3 separate regions of the Mus musculus genome follow, and regions 2 and 3 are each linked to region 1. Evidence: chromatin loops called from intact Hi-C (ENCODE). Cell type or tissue: left cerebral cortex. All regions are shown on one strand.

Region 1 (8,000 bases):
TGTTTGTGCAACTGTAGCCTATTGTATGATTTTATAATTATCTAATTTAATTTTTTTAAAGAAATGATAAGCCACGCTATTGAAATAGACCCAAAATCTCATGGACTGATTAAAAAAAAAAATGAACTCAATACTTGCTAAGAACTTAACCAGAAGCTCTAGGGATCACCTTGTGTGCATTGGCCTGGAAAGAAAGAATGCAGTTTATAAGATGTCAGAAATGTGTGTATATATATATATATATATCATAAAAATGTACATTTCCCTAAGGGAGCTTTTGCCTCTTTTAACCTGTAAAGGATTCAGCTGTCGCACAGATGCACATAAACACATATTCACAGACACAGATCTGGGGAATGGTGCTTTAAATCCTGATTCATGGGCATTACATTACTCTGCCATTGTTTCAAACAAATTTAATCTAAGTTTTCATTATCATTCATTCTATTTTGATGTTTTAAAATTTTCTTCCCCTGTCAATATAACAGAGCAAGAGGAAATCTGGAGTGAAGCTTAGTGTTTGTATTTTTTTTTTTTACCGGTCAATCCAAGCGAAGAATTCTTATTATCAGGTTCATATATGAAGACACCTGTCAACTAAATTATTTGTTTTACATAAATTGAATGTGTTGCTAAGTTTTAAGTGTAGAACTAAAACTTCTAACTGATAAATTAATGATGCAAACATATTTCTATGAACTATACTTTATAGATAATGCTTTTATTAGAAAAACACAATATACTTAGCCCCCAAAAGACTTGATGTGCTAGGGTGGGGGAATATAAAGTGAGGCCTCTGTATTCTGGAGGACAAGGAAAGAGGGGGGAGGAAGGAAAAATTGATGGAGGGTGTGACCAGAAGGAGCAGCAGAGGGCAGGATGTAAAGTTATACTCCCATACCAAGCATGAAGGGAGAGCTAAAACTAGACCTCAGATCATCTGATACTATCCATGTATTAGACTTTATGGAAAATTATAAAGTTATTATAGATTATTTTATACATTTGTCTTCAGTGAAATAGTCTGAAATATCTGTCTGTAACAGGTTGCCTTGTCAAGGGCAATTAATATTTGACATGAGTTAAAATGTTACAAATGCATGCTTTCTCAAAGGACAGGAACAGCCAGGTGTTGCTATTACTCACTACATTAAGCTTATTTACTGATTCAATAAGTGACCTCATTAGCCTTAGTTATCTGCTTTCACAGAACAACATCTGTCATTGCTAAACTATATGGACCATAATACTAGTTGTAATAATACATAATAAGCCAACTAGACATAATAAAAGCAAACTCTTCAGAAAAACATCTTAAATGATTAGTCATCTAGAAGACAAAATTAACAAAATGTAATGGTTTACTTCTAGTGGATAAGCTTGTAAGTATAGCATGAAGCTGTATACAACAGAACACTCAGGGAATAAAAGATCAGACAGACAGCTTAAAAGAATAGGATTCAGTGGAATATTTTGAATATATTTAAATATACAGAATTTTAAATAATCTTGTCTTTCTGGTAAGTTAAACATTATTAGAATACTAGTTTTAATGGCAAACTCATTTTGTTATAATCAAGATATTCTACTTTTAAAGGTAAAAAGAGGTAGAAATTTCTAGGTCATTGCAACAAAGCAAATGCCTTGTATCTTCCAAAAATCGTGTGCTTAGATTTATGAAATGTCATTTCTCTTAAGACTTCAAATGAACATGATACCAGTTAAAGGACATATAATTTTGATGTAAGAATAATGAGTAAAGGTACTACTGCACAGCATTGTAAACATGTTATTTTCAAATATAAAATCTCATATTCTTCATAACCACAAATTCCCCTAACTCCATCAATTAGATTCTTATTATAATTGGCATCTGTAATGTCTCCCAGAGGCCCATGTGTTAGGAGCCTGGTCCTCACGAAGGGAACTACTAAGAGGTGATGGGAACTCAGAGATGGGCCTAAGACCACTCCTATGAAGGATATAGTGAAAAACGCGTCCCTCCTTCCCACTGACTTCCACTCTCCACCCATGAGCTGAGTAGTACTGCTCCTTCACCTGTTCCTGCCATGATGTCTTGCAACCCACAGGCCCAGCATCATCAGAAAATAAAACTGCCAAGCTGTGAACCAAAACACAATTTCTCTCTTCACAAACTATCCAGGTAGGTATTGCAGTAAGAGAAACCAAAACCGTTCACTACAATCACCAGGGTTAAAGGATTTCTTTAAAATAAAATGGAATTTAAATAATTTATCAAGCCCTTAACATCATATACATTTTTTAACCAATAATGCTGATCAAGCAAACTCTTCAGATTACCCAAGTGCTGATTTTAGTTTGGGCATGAATATATAAAAATAGTACAAAGATGTACCATTAAAAGTAAAAGCCTCCTTCCTCTGCACTGATGCAGGCACTCTGGAACCAACACTACTAACTTGCTTTTACATTCTATGGTGGGAAGTGCTATAATGTCATGAGTTTTGATTTTATGTTTAAGTTATATATTTACAACGCTCAATGTTTCTATCTTGCTGTATATGCTGACTTTTATCAAAAGATGACTTGATGTCACTCATTCCTAGGAATAATTCCGTGGGAACTTTATGAATGATGCATTGATCCCATTCATAAACTTGCATATAATTACACATTACTAGATGCAGCTCTACTTTGCATTACCACTTTCACCATGCACATTCAATTACACTCAATAACTAGAACTTCAGTTAAATTTATGATTTACTTTGTTAAATACTTATTTATATTGTGTATCATGGCATACAAATCTCATGGTTCCTGTGTAGAGGTCTGAAGACATCTTTTGGGTTCTTTCCCTTTAAGATAGGAGTTCCAGGACTAGAATTCCATTCATCACGCTTGGTGGCAAACACATTTCCCACTGAGCTATCTCATCTGCTTCATTAAAACATTTATAACCCAAGACATCCACTAACCCTAAAACACTAACTTTCTATTGAGAGAAAGGGAGCCACAAGCTCTCACCCCCATCCTTCTCCTGTATATAACACAGCCTCCTGCAATGAATTTTCTTTATAACACTTTTACCATCTGTCACACCATATGTTTTAGTTATTTGTGATGCTGACTAGAATACCCTCCCAGAAGGCAAAGACTCTAGCCTAGTTTGTTTGTGTCCAAATGTCCAGAATCTAGAACATCCATGAAACTTAGTGGATGCTAAGCAAGTTGTTGAAGAACTTTGTTGATTTCTATTTTATTTGTTTGTTTGTTTGTTTTGGTTCTGTAATCTGGGGCGAGGATGAGTGTTTGTTTTCCAGGTCATCACCTTTTATCTCCAATCTGCCACTGAAATTTGAGTGTGATGATCATTAATGACTTATCCTTTTACATCTTTCTCGGGAGGCACATATCTTATTTTTTATTTATGTTACCTCAATGAACCCACTACATTTTTATATTTACTGATTCAGAGGACCTCTGAGATCTCATTGTGCAGTTTTTCCTTGTCTCTTCAAATGCATACAATTTCCATCTTTTCCTGTGACTGCTTCACCCAATCAACTTATATTACCAGTTCTTTTTTTGTATTTTCTGGAGGTGCTATATTTTAATACTTCAAGAGAAGGAACCATAAGGGAAGTGATCAACATTTGTGAGCTGGTCATCTTTTTAAAGGGGAATAAAGGGAGTTTGTGAAGCAATTTAACTCAGACTTGGAGGGGCCAAAGAACAAATCTTTGTGCTAAAAACAGCAAGCAATTGAAAACAAAACAAAACAAACAAACAAAAAAATCAAAACACCTTCCTCTTTCGGAACAGCTCTTTCGGTTCTTCCCGCACCACAAGCGTGTTAGCTAGTTTTTTCTTGTTTACCATAGCTGTTTCCTATTCTTTTTCCAGGACTTCTTAACAATCCCTGCTCTTCAGACAGACACACATACACACACATGTACAATCACACACTCACACACACACACAAGCATGCATACACACTAACTCACACACATTAACACTCTCACACACACGTTTATAATACACTCACACACACATTTACACACATACACACATATAAATAAACACATACAAACTCATATACATACATGCACATACACACAAGCTTTCTCTCTCTCTCTCTCTCTCTCTCTCTCACACACACACACACACACACACACACACACACACACACACACACGAGTTTCTCTTAAATTAGAAGTAATGACAGGCCTGCCACGACAGGATGACTAGCGAAATCACTTTCTCCATATAAAGTCTATGAAGCATGTTTGTTCTGTCTCATCTTTTGAATAGGGTTTACCTGCAAATCTACATATAAAATTCTAGTTTGTTTTTTTTTTTTTTTTTGCTCTTTTTTATCTTGAAACATCATGCTTTCCTTTAATTAAACATCTAGTTTTGACCAAAAGCCATGTACAATTACTAAAAAAAATTAAATTAAACAATTTCATCACTACTATTTAGTTTATTGTTAAGGTTCTGAAAATTATAAGTCATTTTCTTCAATCATACAATTTCAGAAGAGTTAGAAGAATGGTCCAGTATGAAGGTCAGCTGTTAGACCTGTCTACAACTGTGTGTTGCCTAAGATTATTCTCTGATAGTGATAAAGTAAATTCATAAAAATAACAACAATCATTTGTCACTAATTAGAAAGTAGATGTCCTGTGTGTGCCAGAAAGCAGACTCAAAAGCAAGCCTGCATTGTACTGATTAATTCCATTAATGGAGCATCAAGAAGAACTAGAGCTCTGACTTCCTCTCCATACCAGAACTCTAGGCTGGCTGCCAGGGACTCTTAAGATGTTTTTGGAATAGCTCCCATCTCAACACTCTCTGGAGTGAGCAGGTAGTTTAAAGGCCTTCCACTCTACATATAGGGGACTAAGTTGAATTACAAGAGTGCCTGGGAATACCACAGTGCATATATGCATATCAGAGGGAAACTTTCAGGAGTCAGTAATTTCCTTCTACTGTGTGATCTGGGGACCCAGCTCAGAGCCCCAGGCCTGCACAACAAGTATAGTTAATGCCTTTATATACTGAGCCACCACACCACTCCCTGAGTTACTCTTAATACCCTCAACACACACAGTGCTCTATGTTCAGGTCTTAGTCAAATCCTAACCTGCTGCACATTCTCTAGTATTTATCCTGATACATTGCATGGAAAAGATAACCTTTACATGAAGCCTTCCTCAACCTGATCCATTGGAAATGAATGCCTCCTTCTCAGAAGTTTACTCTATTTATTTGTTTATACATTTCATAACTCCTATCACCTGAACAGGTGCATACATAATTTATATGCATATTCTGTGTTATTTTAATTGTTATATTTTATTCATATTTTAATTAATCATGGTAAGTTCAGCATTCCTGTTTTAGTCACATGTCTGTCCCATAACCATGTAGCAGAATGCCTTCCACGTATAAGACATTTAAATGATATCTATCTTCCAAATGCTGGGCATATAAACAATAAAGGAAACATATATGTCTAACTGTACTTTTTGCTTCCTGACTTAACACTGAAGCATAACAAATGCAAATATTCAATGAAAATACTATCCATCTTTCAAGCCATTGCCTTGAATCATCAAAAGAGTATACTGTGGCCCCCAAATTAAACTTTACTAAAATTCAAAAAGTTTCACACACACACACACACACACACACACACACCTAATTACAATATGATTCTAGCCAGCATTGATAAAAATACATAATGTTGTGTTCTTATTCTCTGTAATTCTATAGATAAGCAATGGCTCATTTAAATGGTTGTAGAATCCAATAAAGTATTGATTACAAAACTAAAATAATTCAGGAAACAAAGAATGACCAAATGAACACAACAACTATCGATCATCATTAATACTATTATACAGTTTCATTAAAAATAGAGTATACAGCACTGTCCTTTAGTATATTTAAATCGCACACTCCTTCATTTTCTGTTGTCAGTTATTTCAGAGTGTTCTCAGTCACAATGTACCAATAGCCCACTAACAACTGCCTTTCAGGTGAACTAAATGCACCTTCTATAAAGAAGGGGATATCAGACCTCTTTAAAAAAACATAAAACTTTAACTATCACATTCAATCCCATTTTTATTATTACCCCCTATCTCTTATTTTTAAAGATTTATTTATTTATCTTATGCATATGAGTACATCACCATTGCTCCCTTCAGACACACCAGAAGAAGGCGTCAGACCTCATTACAGATGGTTGTGAGCCACCATGTGGTTGCTGGGAATTGAACTCAGGACCTCTGGAAGAGCAGTCAGTGCTCTTAACCACTTAGCCATCTCTCCAGCCCCTCCCCCATCCCTTTTTATTATTATTCTATCTTCATAATATTTCCCCGATCCAGAGGACAATTTATATATCATGTAATTTTTCCATTCAGAATACAATCAGAACATCAAACTACTTAAATCAAAGCTTCTGCAAGCTTTAAAAAATTCTGGTTCCTATTTGAATTTTTACTTTGTGGTTTGTTAACTTTGTGGCTTGTTAACAGATTATCATGTTTACTTTGTGGTTTGTTAATGGATTAGCATATTAGGCTCAATCATGTGAAATTAACATTTTCTAGATTCAAAACAGATACTGAAAGCTCCATATTCACATCCAACCCACACATATATTACAAAGTTGACTTCAGAGTAAAATACTTCATATTCCTAATCATATATTATATTCTCCCCAAATAAAAGCTTACAGAAGCAGCCAGCATGAAGACAAATAGATTTATACTCATCACCTGCATAAAACTCAACTCCTAGTGGTTCAAAGACCTGAACATAAAACTAGATACAGTAAACTTGATACAAGAGAAAATGGGGAATAGTCTTTAACTCATTGACACAGTAAAAGACTTTCTTAACACAATACTGTTAGCACAAGCACTAAGATCAACAATTAATAAACGGGACCCCATAAAGCTGAAAAGCTTCAGCATAACAAAGTACAGTGCCATTCGGGCAATGCAAACGGACAAAAAGGGTTTATCTATTTCTATATTTGATAGAGGACTGATATTCAAAATATGTAAAGAACTCAAAACACTAAATGTCAAGAAAACAATACAATTTTAAAAATGGGGTGCAGATCTAAAAAGAGGACTTGCAAAAGAGGAAACTCAAAGGGCCAAAAAGCACTAAAAGAAATGTACAACATTCTTAGCCATCAGGGAAATGCAAATCAGAACTACTTTGAGATTTCGTCTTACACCGGTCAAAATGGCTAAGATTAATAAAACAAGTGTCAGCTGGGGATGGCAAAGATCTAGGGTAAAGGGCACACATAGCCATTGCTAGTGGGAATGCAAACTTATACAGCCACTACGGGAATCGGTGTGGTGGTTCCCCGGAAAGATGGGAATCCATCTACCTCAATATTCAACTATAGTACTCTTCAGCACATACCTAAAGGTGTTCCATCTTAGCCCAAAAACACTTGCTCACACATACTAATTGCTACTCTATGCACAATAGCCAGCAACTGAAACAACCTAGATGACACTCAACAGATGAATGGATAAAGAAAGTATGCTATATTTATAAAATGTAGTATTATTTATCCACTTTAAAAAAAAAACAAAATCATGAAATTTGCAGGTAAATAAATGGAACTAGAAAAAAAAATCATCCTGAGTAAGATAATCCAGACCCAGAAAATCAAACATGGTATCATTTTTCAATTCAAAGAGTTTCTTGGTCATTCCATAGATCCCTTCTCTCTAGTCCCTAATAGCAACCTATTAAAATGCTACTTTACTCTACCTAGCACTTACTACCTGAGAATTATTTTATCAATACTAAGATAATTACCAAAACCTTCTGCTTCATTCTTTGTCCTCTTTCTTTTGATGGTTAAGCAGGTTATCTAGGTAACTGACATGAACACATCTGAGAACTCACACATCAATGATAAGTCATCTTTAATAACTTCATTTCTGTGAATTCATCCATATACTTATAAGTAA
Region 2 (8,000 bases), 170 kb before region 1:
GAAAACGAGTTTCTACCTCACTGGACAGAATATTAGAGATGCCAGTCTGTGTGACATTTATTGCCTTATATTTTATGGGAAGTCCCATAGAGATTAATTTCTTTTTTTTTTCCCAAATCTGTATAAAGTATTTGGAAAGAGCTTAGAAGTTTTGTTAAGGTGATGTATTCATGTGCATTTATATTTCTACCTTCCCTCCCACTCTCACTCCCTCCGATCCTTTCTATTGATTCAGATGTCTTTATAACATTCATGAAAACAATACATATGGTTTTTAAGGCTTTTTGTGCAGTTAATGGCCACATTAAGTTTCTTTTTTCTTTCTCCTTTCAACTGCTATATTTTATTATCACTGCCAAAACAGAGTTCAATTAAAAACTCTGATATGTTATAACAGATATTAGATTGGTATTTTACTTAGAGTGTTTCAGTAGAAGACAAAAATCCTTCTGAAACCATAATGATCAATGACAGCACTTTGAGAAAAGCAAAGAGTACATAGCACCTCTTTTTAACTGTCACTAAAAAAGCAACAAAATGATAGGAAGTTGTAATCACATATACAATCCTCAAGATTAATTGTTTACTGTACAGAAAATAACTATTTGTCTTGTATCAGCATATTAGTTACCTCTCAACTGGTAAGATCATTTACATTTCCTAGAGTAATCTTTGCAAAAGTTCCTGACTTTAAATTGAAGCAAATTTTGCTCATCTAGTGTCTTATAATTTCGTAACTACACCAGACTGGCTTTCTAGAAGGTTTCCCTACATTAGGCCATCTCTGAGAGGACTTTTTCTAAATCTCCAAGTTTCTCTACTGGAATTCCATGGCAACAAAATTATTCCACATAGAATTCAAAGATCTTCCATATGGTCACTATTTTAGTGTTTTTCTATTTGCTGTGGTAGAATATTTGGACAAAAGCAAGGTAAAGGAGAAATGGTGTTTAATGGCTCACAGTTCAAGGGTATACTTTGATTGTCTAGCAGTCAAAGCAGTAGGTGCTGGAAGTATCCCTACACGCATGCTTTGAAGTCTTCAAGTGACTTTAGATGGTCAAGCTGATAATTAACATTAACAATCACAGTCACTCACTTTTCTTTTGTAGTTCTCCCTCCTCAACATAGTCCCTCAAATCGTACTTAGTGAAAGTGCTTTCCATTTTACTACCTGGTCTGTAATATACTGTACCTTTATAGATATCAACTACTAGAAACTATATTGTCACTTTCCTCCACACATCCACCATGTGGGGTTTTAATCTGTATCTGTGTTCACGGGCACATCATACGCTATGACTTGGGTCATGATGGCTCATATTGAGAGGCTTGCTTCTTAGATGACAATGAAGAGACAGTGTGGAGCTTAATGAGGTGGGGTCAGTGGGAAGTCCTTAGGTCCACTGGGGACATACTACCAGAAGCAACTGTAGGTCTTTAGCCTCTCTAGCTTCTTCTTTATCCTTATAACCCTTTCCTGATGTATGTGTTCCTCATCAAATTGCCTGAGATCAATGCCATGTCCTGCAAGTTCACAAATCCATATGAATAAGCCACTTTTTTCATAAAGTAGGTGGTCAGGGACATTTGTCATGAATAGGAATGCAGAGAAAACTGAATAAGATCCATATTTTTAACCTTCATTCTGCCTGTTTAAAAGGTAAGAATAATGTCTATACCAAAATACGAAATCTTAGTTTAGGTGATATAATTATTTTTTAAAAATTAGGTCAATTAAATTTTCATTTCAAAGCTAAAATATAAATTAATGTTGAGTCTTATTTGTAAAATCAGGACTTATATTAAAAGGCTAATTATTTGTACTAGTATTCTATCATGACTTTAAGGATGGGCAGGATAAATGTATGTTTGTTTCAGTTTAAAAAATTTATAATCAAGACTACATATGAAATAATATGCCCATGCTTTATTTCTCATTTAAACAATGTTAAATGATGATGTTATTAATACAAACTACAAGCTCAATATACTAGTTACATTTACTATAAATATATGATAAAGAAAATAATATCTTAAACAATTAAATTACTGCCAATGAGAAAATATGTCTGTAAAGGTTAATCCAATCAGTAAAATTCATTGTAGTTTTTATAGTGATTTAAGCTTTTTGGTGTGTGGGGGTGTTTTGTTTCTTTGCTTGCTTGCTTGTTTGTTTTGTTTTGTTTTGGTTAGACAATGTCACATGTAGCACAAGATAGCTTCCAATTTTACAAGGATACCTTAGAAATCTAGGTTGTCCTGTCTCTTTTTCCCAAGTATATACATTACCAAGCCCAGTGTGATCTGGCCTGATTTGGAAAGTCCTAATGGAATATTAGAAAAAATTATTTACATCACTAAAGAAACTGTTTTTAAAAAATCAAATATGTAAATTAAATTAGTTAAAACCATGGAACAGAATTGCCATACAAAACAGAGGCTTTTTTTTTTTTTTAACACATGATCAAATGAATATAATGTGACACTGTTCTGGAGTGGCACGACCAGAGGCCTTCAGAAGTACAATGGGAGAAGCTCAGGGACACCCCTTATGCTTGCCACACACTGTGTCAGTATTAGACAGAAGCAGATTTGGAGACACCAATATTCTCAGAAAGTTCTCTTTACCCAGGGCAGTTATGCTAGATTTAAAATCAAAAGGGAGGAAAAAAAACCCAGGGATACAGTGACTTCTCTGTTTGTAATTATGCCAGACTGACTTGTGTTTTAGAGGTTACTGTTTTGAGAAAGAGTATTCTTCAAAGATGCACACAGCAGATAAAATTCTGTGTTTTGAGAGCAAGGAACAGGAAATTATCAAAAGATATAAAAGTTCCAAGAGCAAGCTGACATAAGTTTTATATAATGATATCAGCTACCTAGGAAGAACAGACTGTTTCAATAGTAATAACTAAGATTAATGTGCAAACTATATCAAAGCTTACTGTGTATTGAGTGTGTTACTAAGAGCTTAATGTATAATATGTAAACAAATCTCCAAAGGAACTTTATTAGAGGGAGGATATTTTCAACTCTATGTGTCAGATACTTGCTATTTTAGTGATTTGTACAACTTGGTCAAGATTATATCAATAATAAATGGCAGAGATGACCCTCAATCTGTGTTTGTTTAATATTGTTGTTCAAGTGCAATGTGATTTATGTAAAGTTCAAATTTTAAAAGAAGATAGTAATCTACAACACAAATGCAAACCCAAGTATATAATAAATAATACTCATGAATTAAGATTATGTTCACATACAGTAATATAAAATAACATAAAATATATTTTATACTTAGTGGTTAAGAGGAAGTCAGTCCAAACTGTGAAGGGAAAGTACGGAAAAGTGACCATTTTTCATTTCAATTTTTTTGCATACTGATCTAAATAATTTTTGCTTTCCATTTTATTCTCAGAACATTATGAGTATCTCCTAAATTTCAGAAGGTAGTTTCAAAGAAATAACTCTTAATGAATGAATTGGAGTCATAAGAGTCTGTTAAGTGAATAAATATTTGGGATAGAGGAATTATAATTATCAGCCTGTCCACCTATCTGGTAAGTATTTGACAAATCTTTACTTCCTTCCATCTTCTATGGTTATATAAGTGTATGGCTTTTGTTTCTTAAAGATTATGCAGCTTAAAAAATAGAAATGTTTCGCTATAGACTATAATTTAACACAACCCATTTTAGAAAGAAAGCTCCTACTTTCTTCTCAGAATATAAAATAAGGAATTTATATTTCAGAATGATTGATATACATATTGTAGTTGAGAGGCAACTTGTGCAGCAGTCCCAAACATTCATAAGAAACCCAAGGTCTATAAAGAAAGAGTGCTGGGCGGTAAAATCCATGGACAAAGGCATGAGCATATGGATACACAAGTGTCATGGGACCTACAATACTGACCACAGAATATTCAAATGTTCATAATGCATAAAAAAAGAGGGAGGCAATCAGATAAAATTTAGATTGAATCATGTAAACAAGAAGAGTCACTGAAGATTCTATATACAGAAATGATATAGCAATACACACTTATCAGGGAATATCTTTGGAAAATTGCTATTATAAATTCAATAAAAAATACTGATTGAAACTGAGGTAAAGTTATAACAAAGTTATCATCATCATCATCTCCATCACTATCATCACCACCACCACCACTACCACCAATAACAGCAACAAGCATTCAGTTCACTACAAAAGTCAAAACTAATGCTCAAATGGCAAAAGTTTAGTACAAAGACTTAGACTTTTGTGGTAAATGTTTTTTTTACTTGTAAATTTCTAACATTAATCTTTCTCAAAACTAGTTATTAGATTATGTACTATCTCACCTAAAATTTTAAGAATATTTTACAAATATTTTGGTTCCTTTAGCATGTCATTGATGGAATTTAAACATAATGGTCTTTTAAATGTTTTCACTTACATAATTCTTAGAGTGTGTTCCCTGAGAAGACAGACATTATACTAGGTTCTTATGGTAGAACAGATGTCAAAACCAAAGACCATATGGAACTTTTAGTTGTGACACAGTAGGAATAAAAGGAAATCTGAATGAAAAATAAGGGATGGATTTTGAAGCATTCTATACTTAAAAAAGCAAGAAATACTGTTTAAGACATTGAAATAATATCATAGAAAATGAGGCCAATCCAACAGTATTGGGTTTGGGCAATCTTTTTCCTCATTTCTTAAAATATTAGTTATATTTAGTGGTTCTATTTTTCATAATATTTCCGACATTTTCACACATTATATTAAAAACCATTTGGTTATAAACATTTATTACTGCTGTACACATATAGGACCAGAGACAGATGAGAATGTTGTTCAGAGGACTGACTCCAGTTGAAGGATACAAAGCAAGAAATTGCCATGGCGTGTGATAGGTCTGAACCATCAGGCAGCTTCCTGTTAGCTATTCATATTGCTTAATTATAAGCTCAACATAACCACAGTGGAAAATACTGAGAAAGACTGACTGGAATGATATCACTTACATATGAAAAGCATTTTGCTTTAAGTACAGAATGGATGAGATGGAAATACAGATAAGATAGGAAAACACACCATAATCATCAAGTAGTCAAGTATCAAACAATGATATGCCTTTAAAAGCTAGGTGGTTAGATATAGCACATATATGTGATATTAAGAATTTTGCCAGGTTCAGCATGGCCACAAACGGGATGGTGTGACACAGTTTCTGTCCCTGGAGCAGAGCCAGTAAGACATGGGTTTTCTTGGGTGCTGACAGTTGTGGTAGGTGTAAAGCTTGTTTGTATAACAATGTACGTATTTTACTTTATGCTCTTTCTTCAGAGAATGCTCTTCCTGCCAAGGTTATTGGGTAACGTTCTCCCTGCCAAGGTTAAGGACTCCACGATAATCATAAACAGCATGATTCCAGGAATCAAGAATGTGTCTGGTTCATAGGACTTAAGGACAGAGAACAGTTGTATGAATGAAAGACAGCAGGGATGGAAATAAGTGATTGCTGGCTTCGAACTTGAAGATAATGAAGGACCAGAGTCCCTGGTGTTAGATTAACCTTACAGATGCAAAACTCATCACTGATACTGCAAGGGTTGATTGGGAAATGGCCATTTTCTAGAGTTAAGCATAAGCCTGTCCTGGAGTGGGGTTGAAATACCCAGAATCACTCCATTGGAGAAAACCAATGTATTCTTTCCCAACTGGTATCAACTACAAATAACTTTTTCTATCTGAAAAAAACAAAACCTCCTTCTCTTATATATTTATATCTTAAGGTGAACTTTGGAGTATTTCTTATAAATAAATAAATATAAATAAATAATATACTCACTATATTTTATATTATCAAACCTCTTGGTATATACGTAAAGTGTACCTTGACAATAATTTGGTCTTATGCTATTCTGACAAGCAGACCATCTATTTTGACAAATAGAAGCTTCCACCTTTGTAGACTCCAGGCTGCTGTTTGTTTTTTAAGGTTGTCTTTAGTGGCAAAGCATGGCTTAAAACAACTAATTCCCTGTAGCTCAAGTGATTAAGATCTTCTGTTACCGTGACAACCTCCTTCTCTGATAGGTGAGACTGAGCTGGGTCATGAGGTGCTTCTAAAAGAGGAGAGTCAAGCCTTGGGTTCTTAATTAAATATCCAGGGTCACTGCTGAAGACACAGTGCACTTATGACACAAGCCTCAGATGATTTAATCTGAATCTGACCTGAAAACTCCTTTCCTGCTGTCTAGTTTGCACGGCTCTAGAAAATATAATAAAGTGGGCAAGAAAGGAAAGCAATTGAATAGTCCCACTCAGCTGCAACACTCATGATCCAAAACTACCAGCATGGCAATAATGATGTAATAAGTACCACTCACATGCTGACAGAAATGAAGAGATGTCAAACTGGATTGACTGCCTACTCAAGAGGAGGAAACTCTGGTGTGGTACTGGAAACTTAGCTTCCTGGGACTATGGAGACCTTAGAAAAGAGTCTAGTCCCATCACTTTGTAGACTGACATGATTGCTGATTATAATCTAAAACTCATCCTTACCCAAAGGTAAGTGTAGCTCCCACCTCTCATCAAACAGGCTTCTCTTTACAGCAAATGGAGTTCATCACGGAAATCCCACAACTGGACACATATCAGAGATCAACAGGCTATAACAGCTCATCCTCAACAAATACATCTAAGAGAAAACCCCTGCAAGTCCTGTGGATTTAGGAACATCAGGGAAGAAGGGGAGGAAAGATTGTCAGAGCCATAATATCAAGAAGTCGGCTTTGAAACAGTCTTAGGTTAGTTTTAGGTCAGTTCTAGTGAAACAGTCTCTGAGGAACTGTGGTTTAAAAAAAATGCACAGAACAATGGCAGTATCAATGTACATGCTTATGGGAAAGGAAGGGCATTTTGCAGGTCCAAACACTAGACCTATAGGTAACTAGTGACTGCCAAAAAGGAATGCAAGCATCTCCTAGAGATGAGTTCTCTTATTGGTAGTCGAATATAGAGTGGTCATCCTTGAAGACATACCACACAAACAACAAAAGTGGACTCAATAGTACCTGCATTAGCATCTTGGCACCCCACTCTCCATTCCGAAGCTCCAACTGTCTCCAGGCAGGCCTTCTCCCACCAGTAACAACATCCATGCCCTAATCCTCCTACCAGTTTGAACCCCAGCAAGCCCAGCAGCCTTGAGCTCCACTTCATCCTATCAGAGTCCATCTTCTGGTCCACACCTCCCACCGGGGACACCCAGGACAACAAGCTCCATCTTCTGGTTCATTCTACCACCTGCAATCAAGGACCTGCATCTCATACCCCAGCTCACAGCTCAAACTGCATTTTGGGGTGCCTGCTGCTATCCAGGACAACCAGTCCCAGTGACTTACTACTGCCAGTGTCTACCAGGCCAGCCAACACCAGAGGCAACCAGATAGCTAAAGACCCTGCAAGAACATAATCAAAAGATGCCAGTGCAATATGAGACCATCAGAACTATTTCTCCATTGGGTTCCTGCCTGGTTACAGGAGTGGTCTCTTCAGGTTCCATAGCCCCAATTCTGTGAGTCACAGCTAAGGACACCCCCACTGATTCTTGGTGCCTCCTCTATTCCAGCTTTCTGTCTCATCTTGGAGATGGCCCTCACCTCCTCATCTTGTTAGCTGTAGATTTCCATTCACTCTCATGGCCATCTGGCCATCCCTCCTGAACTCCTCCCCCATTCCCTTCCCCATCCCCTCTCCTACTCTGTTCCCTCCCTCCATCTGCCTATCACTGTTTTATTTCCCCTTCTAAGTGAGATTCGCCCCAAAATACAGGATACCCATGCTATACTCCATAGACACAAAGAAGTTAAACAAGAAGGAAGGCATAAGCGAGGAAGATTGAATCATGTGTGGGGAGACAGGAGAGAGGGCCATAGCACCAAGACAATAAATGGAAATCTGAGTTGTCTGGGGTAGGGGTAATGGGAGAATCTCTC
Region 3 (8,000 bases), 280 kb before region 1:
TGAAATGTTAAGAATGAGTTACTCACGATGCTGTTAAAATTGTACTTTTGTTTTTAGAAAAGTACCACTTACATCCTTGGGATAGGAAGTAGATTAGGCTCCCCTGCCACACAGCTGCTTCCTTCACTGTCCACGCTATACCCACTGCCAACGCTGCTGCCCGAGGAGCCAGTGGACACGGAGGTCTCTGCAGGCCGGTGGTTGGTAGGCTTTGCTGCATGACGTGGGGAGAGTCAACACCACAGTCAACAAGTGAGCCACACTTTCCCCCTCCAAATGTACAATCACATAAGTGCATAATAGTCATAGAAAGGACTGGCAGAAACAAACATATTCTCCCTCCCTCGATCTGCCTTTCCTTTTCATCTCTTTAGTTAGAAATGCACACTGGCAATAGAGAATTCCTTCACATTTTTACTATGAATGAAAAAAATTTACTGGGAGAAACATCTCCATGTTTAGACTCAGATAGTATGTCATTTTCCCACAGTTTTTGTTATTTGCACAGCGTTACAACAGTGCCGTGGCAAACAAAGGGGAATTTGGGAGACTCAGAAAATATTTTAGGAAACTCTGGTACTAGTGATAACAGAATTAAATAAATTGGGTAATTGCTTACCTATTACTAGTCAATAACCAGATAGTCTCCATAGAAGGGAAATGCATGACCGAATAGATAGTTCACATGTGGCTTGATCAATTCTCCTGGTATTTTAATTTCTGATTTCAATCTAAAGGTGTTTCTTTCCTTTAGGTATTTTGTAATTGATATGGGGTCTTGTTTCAGCATTTTCATGAGTTTGAGTTTTGTTTGTATGAGACCATGTGTCCATAGGGACATTTGTGCTGTACTTTATGCACTAGGAGCATAGCCTTCAAACTGGGCAGAACTCTAGCCTGAAGTGAGTCAGGGAGGGGACTGCCATGCACAAAGAAGGAAGAGAAGAAAGACAGTGTTGGCTCACACTTTGTGAGGAGGGCATTATTAATTTGAAGTTCTTGATGTTCATCCCTTGCCAGAGAGAGTGACTTTTTTTCCTTTCTGATCTATATATACTCACTCTGTAGATACGCTAAATCTGAGCTTTTGTGTGTGAAACAATGTCATCACTAATGATGAGTTTTTAAAGATGGAGATGAAAAGTGATATAATACAGGATCCCAGTTGTTTGTAACCTTCCTCCAGTGCTCTTAATTGGCAAACTCCCAGCTCTTCTTTCTTGGGATTTACAGTCTCTGACTGTTCACTGGTGTCTTTCAGCTTACCTGGTCTTTGACAATGAAGTTATTTGGGTTCTAAGCATAGATGTGTTAGAAGCTACAAGATTAACATCTTTTTCCTCTATAAGCATAGCCCTGTTCCATCAATATAGTCTCTGAGTTGAATGCCAATAGGTGAAAGGTTAACAATCATTTTATATTGTGCAGTATAATTGTATATTTCTTAATAATATATATGAACATGATGATTCTTAGCCTTGAAAACCTCTAACTGGTAAAGTCAAATACAATGAAAACTTAAAGAAATTGCCTAGGAAACTGATGACAGGTAGGGTAGCTATTGTCAGGTCTGGTAAAGTGTTTAGCTTTACCTCTACACCTTTCTGTCTCCATTACATCAATGAGATGTCCTTACAAGCTACCAAATAATTATATATCTATTCCAATGATGGTAGGAATCCTTCCCCAGAACTGGAGAACAAGGAAGAAATTTTCATAAAAGTCAGTTCCTTATTGATATGTATAAGTTGAAAACTGCTGCTTAAATGAAGTTAGGAGTGGCAGTCACCAATAAAATACTAGTTACCTATTTAGGAATAGATTTGTATAAATAACAGGTCTAATTTTTGCTAAATATTTTATTCAGTTTATGTAAAAGAAACCCAGACTGCATATTTAGTGTTAAAGAAATATTTTAAATGGGCCATTTAAAATATGAAGGCATTATGACTAGAATATTAAATTATGAATATGTATACAGTAAAGCACATAGTCAGTGAATAATGATTCAGACTATTCCATTAATTTAGATAAATGAAAGTTGTCATGCTTTAAATTGACATTAAATAATCTAGTCCTGTAGGTTTTTGATAGTGGATAGTACAACATTGAAAGAGAAACACGAAATTCACTAATGAAAAAACAATCCTCATTGTACTGTTTTCAAAGGCAGTGGTAATAAAGATGATAATTTAAAACTATTTAACCTTACTTGTCAAAATAGTCTTTATCCAAGAGCAAGCACACTGCATACAGAACTGCTACCTTATAGAACATATGTCTACATGCCAACCTCAGTTATAAGCTGCTTCATGCATTTGCATTTCTCTCTTCATCAGAACAGCTCCTAAATCTTCAGGATCCATTGTACATGATCACGGATCACTTATGGAGCTGAGCACTTTCTAGTCTGAATAACACTTGTTACATTAATGCTACACCATTGGTAACCCTTAGACATTTGACTTTAAACAGTGATCAAGTATTATCTGATGAACAAATGAAGGAATAAGTGAATAAATGAATAGCAATGTCCGTGTTGCTAAACCAAACACGGAGGATGCCATGAAGAATAACCCAGAAGTACTTCACATTTTAACCATAGTATGTTTTAAAGAAATTATACACAGTTCTAAATAAAAGTCACATCCGATTTAGAAGAATGCTAATTTTGTTTTGTCAAAAAATAAAAACCCTTTGTAGCTTATTAAGCTTTTTGTAGCTTACTAAAATAAATATTGACAATTTTTAATCTGGTATTCCATGTGGAAAAATATAATCAGCCAGCTAGATTTTAATTCTAATGACCTCAAAAATTGGTTTGAATGAAGAAGATATTTATTGCTCATATAGTAAATGCTGAAAGGCCTCGTTCTCTATATAACAAACACTAATAACAGATCATGTATGACATATGAATATTTATGTTGGAATGGTGAAAGAAAATAATATGCATAGTTAAGTTTTGTAGGAGCAATCATCATTACAAATACTAGATTTTATTCATTTCTTATTCTGCTAAACAGACAAAGGGCTTTGAATTTGATTTCAGTCTAGTATTTCTTTGTTTTTCTGCATTTCGACTGAACTAACAGAACCATTAAAAGCTCAGTCTTTCATTATTTTATGATTTTAAAAATATCAGCTTAAAATAGTCTACCTCAACTTTTCCACCCAATTCTTTTAAGCAGAGTTTCAGAAATCATATAATACTGTCCATAAAGATATGCACCTCTATATTGCATAGTAAAATGGTCTTTTTACTGTAGAGGGATTTTAATCCAGCAAAATGGCTGCTCTGGCAGGGGATCATATCCAAAGACATTCTAGGTCTGTGTGACCTGGCTGGAATAGACATATACCCTGAGTATACACTTTTAATCCCAAACAATGACATCTAATTGAGGAAAAGACAAAGAATTAGAAAGAAATTAGCACAGAAAGAATGAGTCAGAAATTGGAAATGCTCAACTTTTATGAGAACAGATAGGAAAGAGAAGCAGCTTGAGAGAGGAATACACATACAGGGCGGGGGAGGGAGAGGGGAGAGAGAGAGAGAGAGAGAGAGAGAGAGAGAGAGAGAGAGAGAGAGGAGGGAGAGAGAGGAGGGAGAGAGAGAGGAGGGAGAGAGAAAGAGGAGGAAGGGAGAGAGAGAGGAGGGAGAGAGAGGGAGGGAGAGGGAGAGAGAGAGAGGGAGAGAGAGCTAGAGAGAGGAGGGGGAGAGAGAGGGAGAGAGAGAGGAGAGGTAGAGAGGGAAAGGAGGGAGAGAGAGGGAGGGAGAGAGCGAGCGAGTGAGAGAGAGAGAGAGGGGAGGGAGGAAGAGAATAGGGAAGAAGGAGGAAGAGAGGGAAGGAGGGAGGGAGGGGGTCTAGATTGAATCAGTCAGTTTGGAGAGGAGTTTCAAGCCAAAACAGCTGAGTTGAACCAGCCAGCCATAGTTCAGAATGATCTAGAAAGAGTTTATTCCACAATAAGTCACGAGATGACAACTGCAAATCGTGAATATTGTTATGTTTTCATTTCACAAGATAATTGAAAAAGAATTAAAAATACCAAACATAGTTTTAAGAATCAGTTTTAAATATCTAGCTTAATTTTGAAATGCTAACTGTGCTAAAAAAAAGTTATCCACTTCTGGGAAGGTTGACTGGTGTACACCTATGATGGGAAAGGTTGCTGATGTAGACAGGACAATATCTGAAAAGGTCCATTCCTTTTTGACACTTATTGAGGAGGCATTTCAGGTAATTACCTTCTTGGGGACAATTCAAAACGTTTAAAAATATTCTTTAACTTCTTCATTGTCTCTAGCTGTCTTATGTTTTGATGTTGTTATGTTTTATTACTTCTTGGTGTCTAATCCTAATTAAATATGATACTGTCTCTTTGACTGCACGTTTGTCTTTAACTAGTTTTCTCTACTGGAATGCCCCGCCCTCTCCAGTAGTCTTGACTATGCAAAGCTATCACTTTAGCTGCCACTAGATGGCAGCGCTACGCTCAGAGACCTCGGCAATCCTATAAGGAACTGGTTAAGAACGCCAAAGGTCACCTACTCCAGAACCATCATTTATTTACCTTTAGGAAAACTAATTTCTGCAAAGACTAATGACTCACTAGATCTTACACTTAATGAGAGGACTTAAAATTGTTAATTCTCTTTTATATTACAATTAGTTGTCACACACACAAAAAAAAACACCTTGAGATTTTTGTTTGTTTGTTTTTCCATAGACTTTACATTCTGTAGATTTAGCCTTGCTGCCCAGAACTTTGTATCTCTGGTCTTATAGCTGGTGCAGCAAAGACTTATTTGCAAATATTTCCAAAACAATTTCATATGCTGGTAATTCATAGCAAGTTCCTGAATTACTTGCCTTATTCAACTCTATCTCTTATCTTTACAGACACAGTCTGTAGTAGTTTAATTATGTTTGAGATTACAAGAAATGAACCAATTTTTTTCGTATAGTAGTATAATGATAGAACAGAACTATTAATCTATTTCTGAAACTATGTGTTCTAAGAATTCTTTTTTAAAAACTTGTTTTAGAGACTTTTTCCTCCCTGCCTCCTTCCCTCCCTCCCTTGTCCCTTTCTTCCTCTTGTTTTTCCTTCCTCCTTCCTTCCCTCCTTCCCTCCTCTCTTCCTTCCCTTCCTCCTCCCTCCCGTCCTTTCTCTCTCTCTCTCTCTCTCTCTCTCTCTCTCTCTCTCTCTTTCTTTCTCTCTTTCTTTCTTTCTCTCTTTCTTTCTTCCCCTTTCTTCCTTCTTCCCTTCCTTCCTGCACTCTTTCCCTCCTTTGTTTCTCCCTCCATGTTTCTGCTGCCATCAGCTTTTGTACCTACTCTTCTGAAGGGTTTTGCAGTTTTATCTCACTTTCTAAAACACTTATTGAATATGGAATTGAAAATATCAGCTTTTAAGTTCAAATACAACTAGGATTATTCAGTATGTCTCCCTTTGAATTTGTCTGAACACATTTTTAAATATTTTTAATTACAGTTCAGGGTTATTAATTCAAGGAGAGATACTTCATTTTATATCTTAGAAGATAAATCTCAAATCAATTCACTGATTTTTTAAATAAAAATTTGAAACATTTTTTGTAGTTTATGAATTAGAAGCTGGCACAGAAAGCGTCCACACTGTTGTTTGCAGTTGGTCACATGTCCCACAAATTTTCACAATGAACATTATTGAAAATAAGCCCCTGATACCTGACTCAATCACTTGTAAATCCTGGAGTTGAACAACTGAAATGAAAATGCCACTGAAACATCTTAAAAAACACTGATTGACTGTATAAAGAGCTTTATACATAATGACTAATGTTATTCATATCACTAGGCAAACCGTGATTCGTGAAGTTCTGCTGTCTTTTCTCCTTATAAACATGGAAAACATAAGTTATTCCATATTCACAGAGTGTCTCCTAGAGATGGAAATGGAGATAAAAAGTATCCTTTGATACTGTCCAGGAAGCTGGAAACACACTTAATCATGTTTACGTGTCCCTGTTTCCATACATACTGTCTTCATGAATGGAAATTTTCGGATATTTGAATGATCAACTTGCTCTGTTTTTACGCAACACTACCATTAACTGGCAGGGACTTCCGATACTCACTAACCACTCAATCTGGCATTAGAGAAACAGAACCAGTGATCCCTTTGGAGTAAAGAATTAAGAGTAAGCTTTAAAGTAAAAAAATGAGAGTGATGTTAATTTAATAAAATGACAGTGAGGAGCTTTTCTAATATAAATTGTACACTATGGCTTATATAATATAGTAATTGCCTTTATCTTAAAATTTTTCTTTCTGTTTTTGTTTTTGCTTTTTGAGACAAGGTTTTTCTGCATAGCCCTGACTTTCCTGGAACTCATTCTGTTTAGACCAGCCTAACCTCAAACTTCCTGCCCTGCTATAATTTTTCTTTTAAGATGTCTTCCTTTTCTGTGAAACATTTAATTCAGAGCTGATTTGGGAAGACAAAAACCCTAAACACAATTTAAATTAGCCCTAGAATCTTGTAATGCATAGTAGAATAAAGTTTGATTGAGATACCTTAAATAAGATCAAGAAAGTCAATTTATTTTATCTTGAATAAATCTAATAATTTTAGCTGCATTCAGGTGACTAGAATGAAGCAAGATTATGTCAAGTACACTTTTGGTTTTTCACTAAGACTTTCATTCAATATTTTTGTCAGTAAAAGACAGATGCTAAGAAGATCATATTTAATTGCGATACTATTACAGTTTCACTTTCATGGGTTGCTCTTAATTTTTTCAATATTGATTTGATTTGAGTTCGGAGAAATATTATCTCTCATGTTTTCCTCATAATATCCTTGAATTACAGTTCCAGACATGTATTTCTGACAACTGATAATCAGAAAGAAAAAAAAATACAGAAAAAAAAGGAGACTGCTTGGCAGTATGCCAGCTGATAGGAAAATACTTCTAGAAACAGCCATAATAAATATTTTGATAATCGAGATGTTATCCTTAAGTGAAATCCATAATTATTACTCATTTATTTACATCTAAGAGTAGTTCTTCTATACCTCAAGCTGAGTTAAGAAGGCACTAAGGCAAACAACCTTGACCTTCTGGTCCTCACGTCCCTCCCATACATCCAAATGTTGTGACCATTTATACTGCATTTATGTTGTTCTACAAGTTGAACCCAGACCATCCTACATGCTGGGGAAGCATTTTACCACATCCCCATCTTGTAATGCATAATATATAAGTGTATAAAATCCAACTCAAAGGAAACAAAGTAGTGCATTTCCAGTAGGAGTGATAAATTAATAATAGTAAAAATAAGTGTGTGGGGTAATACTACACCAAAAACTGAATATTATATTCCATATTGTCTGCATTTATTCAATGGTTGTAAAAAGGAAGCTTAGAAAATATTTGGTAAATGCATGTATAGAACCAGGAGATCTAATATCGTTTTAAAATTTCCAAATGATCATTGTTAATCACTGCTTTTCTGTAGTTGGTTCCAATAGATTGCAGAGAGTATGATAAAGATTCAGAGCTGGGCCAGAATATACAATTGCCTACTACTATTATTTTGCTAAATGGATATAGCATTAGACTGGCTCTTCGAGATTTATCATTATAACTATAGATTAATGGGCCTCTCAACCCTCTTCAAAAAAAAAAGTGTAGTTATGGTAGATGGTGATTAATACAAAGACCCACAACAGGCCAAGACACAGAGCATAGGAGATTGAAAAATGATTAGCCCTTGGTGGGACAAATATTTCTTATTCCCATCTCCCAATGTTCAGAAATCATTGCTGAAGTGAGGGCATAGAACATATACTAGCCAGAGTTGGTGGCTGACCACAGGGAGCCAGTATCTTCTGGACATGGTAGAGCAGCTACACATATGTACTCACAGTTGTTGTGACAGTATGAACAGAGCCTGTGTGATTCAAGCCAGAACAAATTTCCACACAGAGAGGGACATGGGCATAAT

Evidence for each region. A loop is a pair of places that touch in the nucleus more often than their neighbours do. Peaks named below come from ENCODE experiments on the same cell type or tissue, not always from the same donor. Only the 100,000 strongest peaks of a DNase experiment are listed, where the experiment ranks them.
Region 2: a loop joins it to region 1, with 3 times the contacts of the local background. A loop is called at or near these places in 2 of 42 quality-filtered maps.
Region 3: it touches region 1 in a loop (2.2-fold over the local background); 3 of 42 quality-filtered maps call a loop at or near these places.

Annotation. Positions count from the first base shown.
Region 1 is chr5:14,523,040-14,531,039 of GRCm38, reverse strand. All of the region lies in intron 2 of Pclo (piccolo (presynaptic cytomatrix protein)), which reads right to left. Among named protein-coding and RNA genes, the nearest start is that of Pclo, 12 kb to the right of the region's middle. In left cerebral cortex, no CTCF peak of the experiment used is centred here; DNase peaks (open chromatin) are centred at 3,033 and 4,820.
Region 2 is chr5:14,697,620-14,705,619 of GRCm38, reverse strand. The region is part of intron 6 of Pclo (piccolo (presynaptic cytomatrix protein)); the gene reads right to left. Among named protein-coding and RNA genes, the nearest start is that of Pclo, 190 kb to the right of the region's middle. In left cerebral cortex, no CTCF peak of the experiment used is centred here; a DNase peak (open chromatin) is centred at 4,537; H3K27ac peaks cover 634 bases.
Region 3 is chr5:14,803,824-14,811,823 of GRCm38, reverse strand. It overlaps Pclo (piccolo (presynaptic cytomatrix protein)), which reads right to left. Exons shown (of 25, transcript NM_011995.4): 21 at 73-214. Among named protein-coding and RNA genes, the nearest start is that of Gm52805, 98 kb to the left of the region's middle. In left cerebral cortex, a CTCF peak has its summit at 4,478 (motif pointing right); DNase peaks (open chromatin) are centred at 70 and 4,480.